Linked DNA regions of Homo sapiens: regions 1 and 2 are each linked to region 3. The links are chromatin loops, found by intact Hi-C in ENCODE. Cell type or tissue: PC-3. All regions are shown on one strand.

Evidence for each region. Hi-C counts contacts between places; a loop is a spot of excess contacts. Peaks named below come from ENCODE experiments on the same cell type or tissue, not always from the same donor. Only the 100,000 strongest peaks of a DNase experiment are listed, where the experiment ranks them.
Region 1: it touches region 3 in a loop (7-fold over the local background); 1 of 110 quality-filtered maps calls a loop at or near these places.
Region 2: it touches region 3 in a loop (8-fold over the local background); 1 of 110 quality-filtered maps calls a loop at or near these places.

What each region holds. Positions count from the first base shown.
Region 1 is chrX:28,310,744-28,314,743 of GRCh38, forward strand. No RefSeq gene overlaps it. Among named protein-coding and RNA genes, the nearest start is that of MIR6134, 180 kb to the right of the region's middle. In PC-3, no CTCF peak of the experiment used is centred here; no DNase peak of the experiment used is centred here; H3K4me3 peaks cover 351 bases; H3K27ac peaks cover 2,083 bases.
Region 2 is chrX:28,301,229-28,305,228 of GRCh38, forward strand. No RefSeq gene overlaps it. Among named protein-coding and RNA genes, the nearest start is that of MIR6134, 190 kb to the right of the region's middle. In PC-3, no CTCF peak of the experiment used is centred here; no DNase peak of the experiment used is centred here.
Region 3 is chrX:28,389,667-28,393,666 of GRCh38, forward strand. No RefSeq gene overlaps it. Among named protein-coding and RNA genes, the nearest start is that of MIR6134, 100 kb to the right of the region's middle. In PC-3, no CTCF peak of the experiment used is centred here; a DNase peak (open chromatin) is centred at 2,055; H3K27ac peaks cover 348 bases.

The DNA.
Region 1 (4,000 bases), 79 kb before region 3:
TTGGAAAATAAAACCCCCAAATATGGTGCTTTGATATGCTAAACTAAAGAAGCAACCTCAAGATCTCTCTGACCTCCTCCCCAACTCCAACTCAACACTCTCTCTCCAAAGCACAGGATGAAACTGATCTCTGAAGTTCCTTTATCTACCTAGAATCTGGACCTATCAAAGAGCAACAAATTGCCTTCAATCCCTTCCCTGAAATTTCATTAACGAGAGAAGATTAAAACTCATATCACAGAGGAAAGTATTGAAAATTAAACAACACATCTAGAGCCCAGATGAACTTTGTCCCAAACCATTGTTTGTTTGCTCATTCTATTCAGTTTCCAAAGAGAATCATTCACAAGATAATGTCTGCCTCCTGGGTCTGTTCATTCCCCCCTAAAAATCATTTACTCCTCCACTCCATTTCCCCTTCTCCTATGAAGAAGAGTATATAAGCATCTGCACCTCATTGGGTTATTGGGTAATTAATCTCCTGCAATTACTCCATGCTTTGCATGTTAACATAATTTTTATGCCTTTTCCCCTATTAATCTGACTATTGTCAGTTCATTTTCAGTGAAACTTTACAAAGCTAAGAGAAAGCTTTCCCTTGGGCCCTACAGATTTTGCACTGTGAGCAAGATAACCCCAAACTGTTAGCAGCGGAACATATCTGAGTCATGCAGCACCAAAGTATGTTACCGGCAATTAATCCATATGGGACTGCACCAACTTCAATTCTTGCCTCCTCAGAAGAAAGAATTTGACTGAGGGGCATAAGGCAGAAGGAAAGACCAAGACAAGTTTTAGAGCAGGAGTAAACATTTATTAAAAAGCTTTAGAGCAGGAAGGAAAAGAAATAAATTACACTTGGAAGAGGGCCAAGCGGACAACTTGAGAGATGAAGTGTGCAGTTTAATCTTTTGACTTGGAGTTTTAAACATTGGCATGCTTCCAGGGTCTTGCGTCCTTTCTCCTTTGATTCTTCCTTTGGGGAGGGCTGTCCATATGTGCAGTGGCCTGCTAGCACTTGAGAGGGGCTGCATGAGCAGTGTGTTTACTGGAGTTGTGTGCATGCTCACTTGAGGTGTTCTTCACTTACCAGTCGAGTGTCCCTAGAAGGTCATGTATCAGGTAAATGCCACCATTTTGCCTCTTAATGTGCATGATTGAGGCCACTTGCCCAACTCCTGAGATCTTATCAGGAGGCGGCTGATCACCAGTTTCAGGTGTTTTCTATCTAGTGCCTTTCCCTAGCGCTGGCTGCAACCAATTATTATAGTAGCTTAACAACCACCTAACCATCACCTCATGGTCGCCTGACATTCATGGTGGGGGCGGCCCTTCTCCTGCCCTGCTCGTGTCTGGTGTCTGACTAGCTACCTACTATAACAAAACCACTCTGCTCTTCTGGAAGTTATAGTCAAGGGAACCCAGGACCTGACAAGCCTGCAAAAAGGGAAAGAATTTCTTACCAATCAGATTCCTGGGTGTCTATCTGTGGAATCTGATCAAGCAGAAGGTAAAAATCACTGTTTATCTCTTTTTTTTTTTCCTTTTCAAGTTCAGATTAATAGGAGAAATGCGTTTGTATGAAAAAGTCCTTACGTTTAGTGACTCTGGTGTAGTTTTATCATGGGGGTTGCAACCCATTTTTAAAATGCCACTTATGTTCCTGGTATTCAAGCCTGGCTAGTTACCTCTGGGACTTTCCATAAAGAAGGTTTATTGGCTTGAGTCACTTTTAAAATAAATAAATTAGCTATATTTAAAAGAATAAAAGAAAACTTTTCAGAGAGCGCTCATCTTAAACAGCTATCTCATTGGTACCTATGAAAAGATGCAACAGAAATATAACCTTAAATACTTCCTTGACAAGATTTTTAAAAAGCAGAAATCAGATTTAAAACAAAATTAACATTTTTTGAACACTCAAACTGCTCACTTTGGATTTCCTGTGGGATTTGCAAAAAGGCACTTCAGCCTGTGGTTAGGATTTGGTGCCAAGGACTGGGTTCAATTCCCAACCAGGAAACCAGTCCCTTAGAAATGTAAATCCTTTAACTCGGAAAAAAAGAGAAACATTTATAAGAATTAGTTTGAATTATTTGTTTTGAGTTTATATTAGTATGACTTTTAACTTTTGGGGGGTACCCATTCATTTGTAATCCTTTCTTTCCCCATGGACATCTTTTGATTTCCTGTTTATCTTACCAGCTGTTTGTTTCTTTTAATTTACCATCTATCGGGGCACACAGGTTGTTAGACTATTGTGTGCAGACAGTTAGCTGAGAGGTTGAGACCCCAGAGAATATAGCTGGACAGAGAAGTGGGTTGCACCCCACTGTGGCTAGCAAAACTTTCCTTTCTTTAAGCCGTGGTTGAGAGTGGAAGGGTTACAGCTTTTTGCTTCCTCTTTGGAGATGTTGGTTAAGGCCATAAAGGACTTCATGGTTTTGGTTTCATGTGTATTTATTTGTTTTGGTTTTGAGTCATTTGAAGGTATGCCTTTGATTTAAAACTTTGGTTTATATTTAGAGCATGATAGCAACTATTTTTCCCACTTATCCCACTTTCTCTTCTGGAGCAGAGAGATAGGCCTCCCGCTGAAATTCAGCCAGCTTCTCCCAGGTGTAGGGAGTGAAGGGTGATCCTGCTCCCACCATTCAGGTGAAATGCTGGCTGCTCACAATATGGCAAAATGTTTGCTGCTTGTCCTAGATGAAAACCTAATAATAAGATATTTATAATATTTTTTAAAAAGCTCTATAATCAAAAGTCAGCTTAATTGAAAACTGACAATCATGCCAAATATATATCTTTAAGGCTTACCCCATTTCTCTATGTTGGGTTTTTGCTTCTCCCCACAGGAACTTCTTAGTTGACTAGATCCCTTTTTCTCAAACTCCTGCTAACTAGAACTTCATTGACCTTTTGGGAAGTGTAGAAACTCCCCAGACGGGTTCCTCTAAAACTTGTTCTCCCATTCACTTCTGTCCCTCCTTCCTCTTGCCACTTTTGATATCATATAAAGGGATCTAAAGGAGACATCCAGAAATCATGAGGCCCCTTGAGGAATACAAAAAAAGGTACCACTAACTCCCCTTTTACTGGGGGTCATCTGCCTTCCTCACAGAATCCTGAAAGTGGTAGCCAGGTTCCTCTCAGGCCTAAAGCTTTGCTCTCTTTTGCATTGAATTCCTTGAACTCTTTGGCTTTTAGATGCATACATGTATACACATATGTGTTGCATGTTGTGTCTACATGTATGTATATGTCTATGTGTTTGTATGTTTTCTACATGGCACCAAATTGACTTAAAAATAAACAGTCATAAATAACTAGCCCAAATACTTTTCTAGTTCATGTGACTTTAATAAATCTTTGGTAAGTAAAGCTAGTTTTAAAATTGTTAGTAAAATAAAAATGCCTTCAAAATTTAATTTAGACATTTTTGCTTGGGTCTACTGTTCAGACAGATTTATGATTTCTCTGCTAGATGTTTTCAGGTCATAAAACTATTGCTTCTGTGATATTTTTGATACTGCTTGATTTGTCTGTGAGCAAAAGCTGTGACAGCTGGCTGTTGGGCTCCCCCAAAGCCTTGCAGACATCTTGTTGCTAGTTTATGTCTTTGATTTTGAGCTTCTGAATTCTGTCTGGATAGGTGGCCATAGTGAGGTCTGGGAGCATATGTGTGTCTGTGGCTCCTGGGACACCAGCTGTAAGGCAGAGCCAGGTCCAGTGTGGCCCTGATGTCCCTGGTCTAGCTCTGCCTCCTGGCCATTCTGGAAGGGGTTGCATCCTTGAGGCATTGTCTTCACAGCTCTGCCATCTGTCCTGGAATTCGTATCTGAGATGTAAATTTAGGACCCAGACGCCCTTCCCTTCATAGCTGCTCTTAGTGACATGTGAGTACTTGAGACCCAGGATGACAGTGGAGAAGGGGGTACATTAGAGAAAGTACCTATTTCTGGTATCTCAAAGGCCTTGGTTAAGATGGGATTGACTA
Region 2 (4,000 bases), 88 kb before region 3:
TATAAATAAATAGAAGACTGTTTTTTCATACAAAGCACTTCAATATCAGCCTTTTCTGAGGGCATTATAGGAAACAACCAGAGAATCTTGGAGATATTGATCTGGAATCCTGGCTATAAAACGCCTGAAGTTTGCCCTACCTACAACGATTTTCATGTTACATGAGATGGTAAATTTGCTTATTGTCTTCCTTTATTTACATTTGATGCAAGGTTTTTCTCACTTGCAACTGAGGAAATTTACTCTTTCTCCTAGATTTCCCCATCATACTTCCATGACTTCCCTCATCTTGTCCTTTCCCTTTGCCAAGCTGAAAATACAAGTATGGCTTGGACATCTTGACAGGGTTACTAAAGAGAAAAATGCGGTTCTTTCTGTTCACACCTATATTCCCTGGTGTATAAATGCTATATGTTAATGTGTTATGGCACTGAAGAATGTTGTTGACTTACCACGGACACAGCCTACTCCTATTCCCATCTTCAACCTTCCTATTCTCCACAATATCATGTGCGTGATTCACTTCCAATATTATCATCATTCCTCTTTTATTTTATTTTCTGCAACATTGTGACTTTACAATGTTTTATCATTCTACTAGCAGATCTTGAAAAATGAGAAACTCCTTTGACTAAGAGCAAATAAAGCTTTACTGCTTTTTAAAGTTTTATTTTATTTTGACTTCTGGGCTGACATTATCTTCCTTGGTTTTATTATATATTTTAGTTCTATTCAGTGATGACACATATTTCTGTGTGGAAACTTCATTGCAAATTCCTGGTTAGCAACAAAATCCCACCATAAATTTAATTAAAGGATTACCAATATTTGCATACTTCACGTGTCACTGACTTCTTCAGGTTTCCTCATAAACATAAAAAGCAGACAGATCTTTCAAAGCAGGATTTTGGTTTTGGGGGAGGATTTTTCTTTTACAGCATCTTATAAACATATCATTTTCTACATTTGGCAACCAAGGTGTAAATATGTGGTTTATTATGCAAATAGTGTCATGCCAGATGACTGTATAGCTTTTATTGCAGAGACACATCACCTACCTTCTACTACTTATAAGTAAATTAAAGTAACACGTTTTCATACTAAGCATTCAAAAACTACTGAAAATCAATGTCAAGTTATTTATAAATAAAATTATGCATAATAACTTAAAACCTAATTAGCAGTTCTAATAAAAGCGATCTTCAAACTGTTCTCACTTTTCAAAACTTTTGACAAAGGTAATTGGCCTAATTCTTCTCTTCTAACAAGAATTCTAATAACAAAATGTTTATACAGTGAGGTCACGTCAGCTGTTTGAAATGCTAACCTCGTGATCCAAATACTATTTTAAAGAATTATTTTATAGCATGGATAGACCAAAGAGTGTTTGCAATTTCTCATCTGATTTTTAAGTAACTATAGCCTTTGTGATCTCCCTCTGAGAGTTTAAAACATTCAGAATGAGAGATGGAGAGTTAGGGTTCCTCATTTCCTCCCAGTACAGTGTAATCTAAGCCAGTGGTTTTCAAAATGTAGTCCATAGACAGCAACATCAACATTTTTTGGAAACTTGTTAGAAATGAAAAATTCTTGGATCCCATCTCAGATCTACTGAATCAGAAATTCTAGGGGTGGTGCCCAGCAATGTGTGTTTTAACAAGCCCTTTAGGAGATTATGATGCGTCTTTAAGCTTGAGAACACCTCATATTAGACAACTTAATTAGTCATTGTTGTCTTGACTTCCAAATCTATTTAACTCTGAAAAGCTGTTAGAAATCCACAGTCCACTTTCAGCTTGGAGTTTTTAGATTTTGATTGGCCAAGCGAGATGACACAGGCCAGGCGCGGTGGCTCACGCCTGTAATCCCAGCACTTTGGGAGGCTGAGGCCGGCGGATTGCCTGAGTCCAGGCAAAAACCCATATCTACCAAAAACAATACAAAAATTAACTGGGAGTGGTGGTGCGTGCCTGTGGTCTCAGCTACTCAGGAGGCCAAGGTGGGAGGATGGCTTGAGCCCAGGAAGCTGAGATTGCAATGAGCTGGGACCATGCCACTGCACTCCAGCCTGGGCGACAGAGTGAGACCCTGTCTCTGAAGAAACTTTTAGGAAATACCATCGCCATTTTTAATTACTAGTATTTAATTGCTTTTTGTAACTGCCAACAAGAGCTGGTTTTAAACTTTCTTTCTGTAACCTTTAAATTATCCATATGTCATACATTCAATACTTGTGGGTCTTAATAAATGGAATATACACACCATAGATCAATCTGCTTTTTCTCCCTATTGTCTATTTGTTAAAGACATTTCATTTGCCATTTTCCTATAAGAAATAGTTTAAAACTACGTTGTGCTGCAAGTTACTTTTAAAAAATCTTGCTTCTCACCATATTCCTAACAGCCCACCAGCCCAAGTTTTAGAGTGATGTTACTACATTCTGAACTTCTGGCATGCTGCCCAACTGAGCCCCAGGCAGTAAATTCTTTTCATCAGGCTTTGGTTCTTGATATCAGTCTAACAATGTGCTACATCCTGAGAGCCCCACATATCTTCATTGAATTACAAGCTTTAGCATTACACAGTCATTGATTTTACTTTTCCCGGAATGATTTGATCCTAGTAACAATTTATGAGTGTGAAATTGAGGACAAATAGCCTATCAAAGCAGCAAATTAATAGAGTCATACCTATGAAATTTAGGCATGTTTATTTTTTTAAGAGAGCTGAAAATCAGGTATGTATAGATTCACTAGGTTAATGGACTTTACTTTCTGTTGCAGATATCCGCTTCCATAAATGGTTACTTATTAGTAAGAGGTAGTAGGGGATGCCATGTGTTTCCAAAAGAGACTCTATGTATTCTCATCCATTTTTATATCTTGAATGAAAGAAGCTCAAAAGAGTACTAGATTTGAAATCCAAATATCTGATTGTGTATCTTATTATGTATCTTATATATTGATTTTACACACACACACACACACACACACACACACACACACACACACCGGTTGGTCATTGCTGTCACCATTCTACAAATGAGAAAAACAAAGGCTCAGAGAGAGTAAGTGAAAGCCCAAGGTCACAGCTAATACTTGATTTAAAACTTGATAGTTTTTCTCAACATAACCTCTCAAAAAGTATGGGATAGTCTTATATTCTAGATCAGAAGTCAGCCAACTTTTTCTATAAAGGGCTGGATAATAAATATTTAAGCTTTGTGGCCCATATGATCTCTGCTCAAATATTCACCTCTGACATTGCAGTGGGAAAATAGCTGTGGACAATATGTAAATTAAAAGATTTGGCTGTGAACCAATTAAACTTTATTTACGAAACCCAGGTGGTGGGCCAACTTTGACTTTTGGGCCAGTAGTTTGTCTACCCCTCTTTTAGACCCCTTGCTTCTCAAACTTTAATGTACATAAAAATCTCCTTGACAGTCTTGTTATAATGCAGATTCTGACTCCATCGATCTAGGTTGGGGTCCAAAAATCTCCTGTCAGCTGATGCTAGATTCTGCTAGTCCGTAAAACCACACTTTGAGTGTAAAGTTAGACTTTAGAAAGCCTTTCATATTACCAGACATTTTCTCAATAACATCAATTTAAACAACAGTCATGTTTGAGGAAGACACTATAGTCTGAAATTACCTTGGCCGCAAAGCTGTTGAGATGTTTAAAAAAATTTAAACAGATTAAGGAAGTATTAGGGTATAACCTCACAAAGGTAATTGTTGGAGATCTTTGTAAATAAGCATTTTACAACCTACTTTTGAAAGCCATACAGTAAGTGCTTACGTTGTGAAGACAACAAGTATATACTTAGAGCAGTGGTCCCAGAACTGTTTGTCACCAGGAAGCAGTTTCATGGAAGACAGTTTTTCCACAGATGTGGGAAGGGGGTTCCGGATGAAACTATCCCACCTCAAATCATCAGGCATTAGATTCTCATAAGGAGCACGCAACCTAGATCCCTCACTTGTGCAGTTCACAA
Region 3 (4,000 bases):
GAATCCAACTTACAAGGGATGTGAAGGACCTCTTCAAGGAGAACTACAAACCACTGCTCAATGAAATAAAAGAGGATACAAACAAATGGAAGAACATTCCATGCTCATGGGTAGGAAGAATCAATATCGTGAAAATGGCCATACTGCCCAAGGTAATTTATAGATTCAATGCCATCCCCATCAAGCTACCAATGACTTTCTTCACAGAATTGGAAAAAACTACTTTAAAGTTCACATGGAACCAGAAAAGAGCCCGCATCGCCAAGTCAATCCTAAGCCAAAAGAACAAAGCTGGAGGCATCATGCTACCTGACTTCAAACTATACTACAAGGCTACAGTAACCAAAACAGCATTCTACTGGTACCAAAACAGAGATATAGATCAATGGAACAGAACAGAGCCCTCAGGAATAACGCCACATATCTACAACTATCTGATCTTTGACAAACCTGAGAAAAACAAGCAATGGGGAAAGGATTCCCTATTTAATAAATGTTGCTGGGAAAACTGGCTAGCCATATGTAGAAAGCTGAAACTGGATCCCTTCCTTACACCTTATACAAAAATTAATTCAAGATGGATTAAAGACTTAAACGTTAGACCTAAAACCATAAAAACCCTAGAAGAAAACCTAGGCATTACCATTCAGGACATAGGCATGGGCAAGGATTTCATGTCTAAAACACCAAAAGCAATGGCAACAGAAGCCAAAATTGACAAATCGGATCTAATTAAACTAAAGAGGTTCTGCACAGCAAAAGAAACTACCATCAGAGTGAACAGGCAACCTACAAAATGGGAGAAAATTTTCGCAACCTACTCATCTGACAAAGGGCTAATATCCAGAATCTACAATGAACTCAAACAAATTTATAAGAAAAAAACAAACAACCCCATCCAAAAGTGGGCGAAGGACATAAACAGACTCTTCTCAAAAGAAGACATTTATGCAGCCAAAAGACACATGAAAAAATGCTCATCATCACTGGCCATCAGAGAAATGCAAATAAAAACCACAATGAGATACCATCTCACGCCAGTTAGAATGGCAATCATTAAAAAGTCAGGAAACAACAGGTGCTGGAGAGGATGTGGAGAAATAGGAACACTTTTACACTGTTGGTGGGACTGTAAACTAGTTCAACCCTTGTGGAAGTCAGTGTGGCGATTCCTCAGGGATCTAGAACTAGAAATACCATTTGACCCAGCCATCCCATTACTGGGTATATACCCAAAGGACTATAAATCATGCTGCTATAAAGACACATGCACACGTATGTTTATTGCGGCACTATTCACAATACCAAAGACTTGGAACCAACCCAAATGTCCAACAATGATAGACTGGATTAAGAAAATGTGGCACATATACACCATGGAATTCTATGCAGCCATAAAAAATGATGAGTTCATGTCCTTTGTAGGGACATGGATGAAATTCGAAATCATCATTCTCAGTAAACTATCGCAAGAACAAAAAACCAAACACTATGTTCTCACTCATAGGTGGGAATTGAACAATGAAAACACATGGACACAGGAAGGGGAACATCATACTCTGAGGACTGTGGTGGGGTGGGGGGAGGGGGGAGGGATAGGTTTAGGAGATATACCTAATGCTAGATGACGAGTTAATGGGTGCAGCACACCAGCATGGCACATGTATACATATGTAACTAACCTGCACATTGTGCACGTGTACCCTAAAACTTAAAGTATAACAATAAAAAAATAAATAAAAAATAAAAATAAAAATAAAAATAAAGAAAAACAGTTCCAGAGGATGTAAAAGAAAGAAATCACCCAAATCATTTCATCAAGTGAGTATAGCCTTCATATAAAAATCTGTGATGGCAATAGGGGTAGGAAAAATTACAGACAAATCACGCTTAGACAGAAACATTAAAATATTAGCAAATCAAATTCAGCTATGCTTACCTCAGAAATATCATGGGTTTGGTTGTGGTCCAGTGCAATAAAGCGAATAGCGCAATAAAGTGAGTCACATAATTTTCGTGGTTTTACAGTGCATATAAAACATATTTACCCTATACTGCAGTCCATGAAGTGTGCAACGGCATTGTGTCTAAAAAACAATGCACATACTTTAAATTATCTAAGGCCCAGTGTTGTGACTCATGCCTGTAATTCCAACACTTTGGGAGGTGGAAGCCAGAGAATCACTTGAGCTCAAGAATTGGAGACTAGCCTGGACAACACAGTGAGACTTTGTCTCTACACAAAATTTAAAAAATTAGCTGGGCGTGGTGGTGCACACCTTTAGTCCCAGCTTCTCAGGAGGCTGAGGCAAGAGGATTTCTTGAGCCCAGGAGGTCAGGGCTAAGGCTACAGCGAGCCATGATCACACCACTGTATTCTAGCCTGGGCAACAGAGCAAGACCTTGTCTAAAACAAACAACAAACAAACAAATAAACAAAAAAAAAAACTTCATAGCTTTAAAAAACTAATAATTGTCTGAGAGCTCACCAAGTTTTTTGGTGTTGGAGGGTCTTGCCTCAATGTCAACTGATCAGGACGGTGGGGTAGTTGAAGGTTAGGGTGATTGTGGCAATTTCTTAAAATAAGACAACAATGGAGTTTGCCACATTAATTGACTCTTCCTTTCATGAAAGATTCTGCTGTAGCATATGATGCTCTTCATAGCATTTTACCCACAGTAGAACTTTCAAAATTTGAGTCAGTCCTCTCAAACCTTGCCACTGCTTTATCAACTTTGAGACCAGCCTGGCCAACATGGTGAAAACCCATCTGTACTAAAAATACAAAAATTAGCTGGGCATGGTGGCGCATACCTGTAGTCTCAGCTACTCGTGAGGATGAGGCACCAAGAATCACTTGAACCCAAGAGGAGGAAGTTGCAGTGAGCCAAGATTGTGCCACTGCACTCCAGCCTGGACAACAAAGCGAGATTCCATCTCAAAATAAAAAATAAAAAAAGAAAGAAAAAGAAAGTCCTAGGTAGTGTCTTCTTCCAATAGAAGGCTGTTTCATCTATACTGAAAATCTATTGTTTAGTGTAGCTACTTTCATCAGTTATCTCAGCTAGGTCTTCCAAATAACTTGCAGCTTCTTTATGAGCACTTGCTGCTTCACCTTACACTTTTATGTTATGGGGTTGGCTTCTTTCCATAAACCTCATGAACCCAACCTCTGCTAGCTTCCAACTTTTCTTATTTATTTATTTATTTTATTTTTTTGAGTCGGAGTTTCGCTCTTGTTGCCCAGGCTGGAGTGCAATGGCACGATCTCAGCTCACTGCAACCTCCACCTCCCAGGTTCAAGCAATTCTCCTGCCTCAGCCTCCCGAGTAGCTGGGATTACAGGCATGAGCCACCACGCCTGGTTTATTTTGTATTTTTAGTAGATACGGGGTTTCTCCATGTTGAGGCTGGTCTCGAACTCCTGACCTCAGATGATCCACCCGCCTCAGCCTCCCAAAGTGCTGGGATTACTGGCATGAGCCACCGTGCCTGGCCTGCTTCCAACTTTTCTTCTGCAGCTTCCTCACCTCTCTCAGTCTTCATAGAACTGAAGAGAGTTATGTCCTTGCTCTGGATTAGGCTTGGCTTAACAGAATGTTGTAGGTGGTTTGATCTTATATCCAGACCACTAAAATTTTCTCCATGTCGGCAATAAGGCTGCTTCAATTTCCTATCATTCATGTGTTCACTGAAGTAGCACTTTAATTTCCTTTATGAACTTTTCCTTTGCATACATAACTTGGTTGGTTGGCACAAGAGGCGTAGGTGTCAGCCTGTCTTGGCTTTTGACATGCTGTCTTCACTTCACTAAGCTTAATCATTTTTAGCTTTTGATTTACAGTGAGAGACGTGTGACTCTTCCTTTCACTTGAACAGAGGTCATTTTAGGGTTATTAATTTGCCTCATTTTAACATTGTTGTGTCTGAAAGAAGAGGAAGCCTGAGGAGAAGGAGAGAGATGGGAAACTGCTGGTTGGTGGAGCAGTCAGAACACTC